Linked DNA regions of Homo sapiens: region 1 is linked to region 2. The links are chromatin contacts, found by Hi-C or POLR2A ChIA-PET in ENCODE. All regions are on one chromosome and are shown on one strand. Each heading gives the region's core, a stretch centred on a gene start or an enhancer-like site at or near the end of the contact. The rest is flanking DNA. Distances are from core to core; before and after follow the strand shown.

Region 1 (2,700 bases), core at 115-2,614, 900 kb after region 2:
GGACAATGGCGTGAACCCGGGAGGCGGAGCTTGCAGTGAGCCGAGATCTCGCCACTGCACTCCAGCCTGGGTGACAGAGCGAGACTCCGTCTCAAAAAAAAAAAAAAAAAAAAAAAGAAAAGAAAAAGAAAAAGAAAAGAGGCCACTTAGTAAACAACTATTCAGAGGGCCACTATGAGCCCCTACTCTGCTAGAACCAGATACTACTTCTACATTATCCCGATCATACAATATTCTCAACCATGCCCATTTCACAGATGAGGTTCAGGGAAATCAAGTCTCTTGCCCACTGACACAGAGCTAGTAAGTGGCAAGGCTGGGAGGGCATCTCAGAGCTGTCAGACCCCAAAGGCGACTTAAGACCAGGGGCTTGGTTGGGTTAAAGACACAAATGACTGATCTTATCCCAAGCTGATTTACAAAGCAGGGTCAGGCCTGTCATTTCTACCACCAGCTCCGGCCCATCTGCCTCCCTGGAATTGCCTTCTTCGCACTGCCAGTCCCCACACCTTTGCTCTGCGACCGCACCTGCCGCGTCGGATCCCCCAACTCACAACCACGCCCGCGGGTCTCACTGCAGTGAGACTTGAGAGTGGCGGCGGTCAGATTCCCAGGTCAACTCCAGCCGTGGGAAAGGAAGCCAAGCCCTGAGCCCCTTTCCCCAAGACACGCACTCCGGGGCTCCAGAAAGCTCGGCCCGCCCCGGGGTGTGGGACTGCGGAGACGAAAGGCAGGCAGGCCGCGGACCCAGTCACGGGGCGGGGGGCTGAGGTCACCGAGAGTCCGCCCCAAGCCTCCCAGCTGCAAAACCGGGGAGCGGGGGGCGGTATCCGTCACCTCCAAGCTTTGTCCGGCTGGGAAGGCCCGCGCCTCCCGCCCCAGGTGCAGGAGGTGGGGCGGGTGGAGGGGAGCGGGTCCCTCCGGGCGCGAAGGAGAGCTAGGCGCCGCCGCCCCCGGCCCGGCCCTCCCACCGCCCCCTTACTCTGTGATGCGCTTGGCCAGCTCCGTGCAGGCGGCCGTGGAGTTGGCCGAGAAGACTCGGTAGCCGGTGCGAGCGGCGTTCATGGCCGGCGGGGGAACGGGGCGGGCGCGCGGGACGCGGAAAGCCGAGGACGCGGAGGGCGGGGGCAACAGCAGCAGCTTCTTGGGCATCGTCCGGCCCGCGGCGCGGTTACGACCGGCCCCGCGCGGGGCTGCACTCTGAGTGCTTCCGACTGCGAGACCCCGGTTTGGGTGGGGAAGGCGCTGAGAAACTCGGCGCAAGCGGGGAGAGCTCCGAGGTCCGTGCCCTTGCGCACCCCACACCACTGACTACAGCGGCCGAGCCTTCGCAGCGCCCGGCGCCGCCGCCTCAGAGCCAGAGGCAAGGCCACCGCCCCCTCCGGGCATCCGAAGAGCGTCGGCTAGAGCGCCCTCAGGCCGCCATCTCGGATGAGGGCAGGGAGCCTGGCGACTCTCTAAAAGCCTGTTCTTCCGAGGGGCATGTCACAGGTTCGCCCCGCCCCTGCTTTGACCGCTTCCACGGGAGCTCTTTCGGTCTCACTTTCTTGGGAGGAGCAGCCTACCTCGGTAGTGGCCCCAGGTGTTTCCAACTTTTTGGCCAGGACCCAACATGTCCGCCTCCGAGGAGGTATACGATCTAGCTCTGCATGTCTATGGTAGCACAGCGCCCGCCCCACGAGGCGCGTGCGCCGGCCGGAGATTAATTTGAAAAGTAGAGGGCGGGGGTTCTTTCCAGCTGGTTGACCGCAGTACTGAAGCGGCCAAAAAGTGGTCTTCTCCTGAGCCTGATCTTTCAGGCGTTTCCGAACAGATCCCCAACCCTGTGTCTGCGTGTAAGGCAAGGTTCCCTGAACGTGCCAAAGGCCCTCTTGCCGGTATTCGCTTTCAATCAAAAAAGCCCTCCTTCTCCTCTTTCCATATGCGCCACCCCTCCGAGACCCACTCGCGATGCGTCTGTTCCACAGTCTTTCTGGTGACCTCAACCACAGTAAGCCGCCCGGCCCGCGGGACTGTGCCACACGTAGATGCTTGCATTTTTTAAATTTTTGTTGTTGTTGTTATTGTTTTGATGCTTGCATATTTATGTACCTTTGCAAACATCTATTTTCCTAACTAGGATGTAACCCATTTTACGGCCACATCGTGAGTTCCTTTTTTTTTTTTTTAATTTTATTATTATTTATTTATTTTTTGAAATAGGGTCTCCCTCTGCCGCCCAGGCTGGAGTGCAGTGGCGCGATCACGGCTCACTGCAGCCTCTACCTCCCGGGCTCAAGCCATCCTCCTACCTCAGTCATTCAAAATGCCGACATTACAGGCCTCAGCCATCACGCCCCGCCAAGATCGTGTATTCCTGAGTGCTCCGTGTTACCCAGTGTATAGGGCAGTGTGTGGGCTCCAGAGGCCCGCAATCAGTACTTGTTGAAGTAGAAAGTAAAGCCCAGGGAAGCATTTGAGATCTCTAGTTATCAGCTGCACCAGAACTCGAGGGGAGGAGAGGTGCCTCTCACATTGACAGTACCATCTTCTGAGAATGTCCTTTAGAGACTCTGCTTGTGGTGACATTGGGCTTGAGGGAGCAGTAGATTGTGACTCAGCATGTCGTGAAGGACCACAAGTCTGAAGCTACAGGATTTGGAAGTTGAGCTGCCCTGAGCCTGCAGCAGCCTGGCCCCTATTCCAATAGCTCTCTAGAAA
Region 2 (2,700 bases), core at 13-2,512:
GAGGCCGTGGCAAGAGAATCACTTGAACCCGGGAGGTGAAGGTTGCAGTGAGCCGAGATCAAGCCATTGCCCTCCAGCCTAGGCGACAAGAGCGAAACTCCGTCTCAAAAAAAAAAAGAAAAAAAGAACCTTTAAAGCAAAGCGTAGGGAACCAACCATGTGACGAAGGAGCAGAGGTGGAAAGGTCTCTGTCACGTTTAAAGAATGGTGGTTAATCTATGTGGCTGCAGGAATAGTTTAGCCTGTGGGGACTTAGACCTGGAAACGTATGTCTGAGTCAATTTATGAAGGACTTTGAACATCAGGCAGAAAGATTTGGACCTATTTGCAAAGGTGAACTATCAGTTTTTGTGTGCAGGTTAGTGACATGATTCTTATGGCGTTTTAGGCAACAGCTAAACTGGGTCATACAAGATTAGGTACTAAAATGCCATCTTCTTGTCCAGCTGAGAAAGGGATTTTAATTACGTAATTAAACTCATGAATGTGGGAAGGGGCTCTTACTTCACAAGGCCAACCTCAGCTCTTTCCCAATTATATAAACAAGTTTTTGTTTGTTTTTTTGTTTTTGTTTTTTTTAAACAAGCCTTCCAGACTTAGATCTCTGGGAAAAGAGAAGTAAATACTGACACAGGCTTGCTTTGTTTTCCCAAGAGAGGTCTCCCAGGCGATTTATCTAATTACCTAGAAAAAAAATTTAACTTGTTTTTCCCTTTAGATTTCAGCCGAGCTGGAAGCGGGAGGGGGGAATTGCAGTATTGCCTTAGATTTTCTAGATTTGGTTTGGACGCAATATTCGTCCTGAGGGAGTCCCTCCAAGGCCTCTCGGAGCGGGCAGCCTCTAGGCATTTGTTCAAGGCAACAAGGAGGGAGCTTAGAAGAACTTAAGAGAGGCGGGGAGCTCTGCAAAGGGCTTATTTTAAAAAGAAAGGGAAAAAAGGTGGGGCGCGCCGTCTATCTTTTTAGAATAATTCTGTAGGAAAACGAATCGGAGGTAAAGCCATGCCCTCTGGTCAGGGTTTCTGGACTAGAAACTGCCTGAGCTTTACGCACAGGAAAGGACAGTGGCTCTTCACTCTCCCGGCCGCATCACTCGGCACCTAATTCCGCCAGGCTCCCAGAGGGGCGGTTGCAGCTACAGCCTAGCACGCCGCGTAGCCAATAAGAAGCCAGAATTCCCCCTATTCTCAAATCCTGACCAATCGGTGGCCTGAACTTTAGCTCTCTGGCCGGCGCCTCTGTTGCCCGGAAGGGAGGCAAGCCCCCTTAGAGTTGCCAGTAACGGACATGGCTGCGGCCCCCGGAGGAGGGGACGTGAAGTGAGGAGGGGGTTGGGAGGGGAGAGGACGCGGGCGAGGAAGACCAGCCCCGGGGCCCCGGTAAGTACGAGAAGGCCCGTGGCCCGAAAGTGGGGAGCAAGGGGGCGTGGGGCTCGGCCTTGCGCGTCCTTTGGATTCTTGGCCAAGGAAAGGGGAGTCTGGGGTCTGCACCCAGAGAACGGCTTAAGGGGATGCCTCCTGAGGGGGAGTCCAGGGACTGGCTCTAGTCTCCAGCTCTTGACCATTGCCTTCCCCCGAGTCTTCAGACTCTTGCTCTCAGCCCTGGATTGGTCCATTGTGGGGTCTCTCGCCAGAAATAAAGCCTCTCGCCAACAAAGAATCCCTGCCCCAGGTCTGTCGTGCCTAGGCCCTGGCCCAGAGGGCTCCCAACGCCGACGCCCTGAGTATTTATTTCGAGGCCCCTGGGAGTCCTCATCCCCGACCTAAATAAAGACCGTTGTCCCGCCTGCGCGCGCTCTCCGCAGCCGCCCGGGGTCCTCGCGCGGCCGTCCCCAGCTGGATGGAGCCGGCCGAGGGGCTCCTGGCAGCCATCCCTGATCTTGCAGTTTGGAGCGGGCTTTTTTTTCTTTCCGCCTTTCCAGAAGCGTTTTCAGGCTCCTCGGAAGCTCACCATCCATGCCATCGGATAAAGTGACTCCTGTGGAATGCCCTCGTTCCTGTACCGCACACCCCTGGAGCCCAGGTCTCCTGGTTCCTAGCATGCCACGATGCGGCCCCTGCCCGCTGCCCAGCGCCAGATGCAAGCAAAGCCCCGCTCTTTCATTGGTGTGTCACCGCGGGCTAAACTTTGGCGTTGCCTTGGTCACGTGCTGCTACATCCCACCCTCTCTCCTGAGTTTTTCGGTGGCTCTTGAGGGAAAAAAGGAGGGAGCTCGTTATGGAATCTGTTTTCCTTCTGCTATGTGGGTGTATGCATTGGAGAGAAGGATCTTTTTCTCATGATTTATCCAAGACGCTCAGCTTTAGTGACATAGTTGTTATTCCGCAGGTAATCTTGGAAGATGGAAGCAGGGAGGGGGCAGTTTTAACATTTTCATTTTGCAGATGTGGAGATTGTTCGGAGAGGCAAGGCCAGGGTCACCTAGAGCCAAACTAGAATCCGAAAGTCCAGGGGCTTGAGTTCTTTATCCGCTAGACCTAGTTGTTTCCTAGGTGTGACCTGAGGAGATCAAGTTCCCTGACTCCCCTGAGCTCTTGCAGGGTGGCTCTGGGCATTAAAAGCGATGGGCATTAAAAGTAGGATCCTCCTATGCTTCCTGGCAATGACTAGGGTCTTCATACCTGGTTTGCATTCAGTAATTTTAAGAAGCCAGCAGGTAGTTCTCTGGCAGACTTCTTGTATTAATATTCATTGTAGTCT

The links. Hi-C counts contacts between places; a loop is a spot of excess contacts on that map. ChIA-PET counts read pairs that join two places held with the same protein, here RNA polymerase II (POLR2A). Pooled maps may share reads with other maps.
Region 1: a loop to region 2 is called in a pooled map, with 4 times the contacts of the local background. The contact joins the promoter of PRPSAP1 here to the promoter of TMEM94 in region 2. A Hi-C loop is called at or near these places in 1 of 50 pooled maps. POLR2A ChIA-PET finds 5 or more read pairs at or near these places in 2 of 52 experiments (B cell and GM12878).

What each region holds. Positions count from the first base shown.
Region 1 is chr17:76,352,552-76,355,251 of GRCh38, forward strand. It overlaps PRPSAP1 (phosphoribosyl pyrophosphate synthetase associated protein 1), which reads right to left and starts at 1,365. Exons shown (of 10, transcript NM_002766.3): 1 at 983-1,365. The coding sequence starts at 1,152. RefSeq lists enhancers at 422-481, 1,331-2,195, 1,442-1,711 and a silencer at 842-1,161.
Region 2 is chr17:75,455,373-75,458,072 of GRCh38, forward strand. It overlaps TMEM94 (transmembrane protein 94), which reads left to right and starts at 1,263. Exons shown (of 32, transcript NM_014738.6): 1 at 1,263-1,379. RefSeq lists an enhancer at 960-1,009 and a silencer at 1,160-1,319.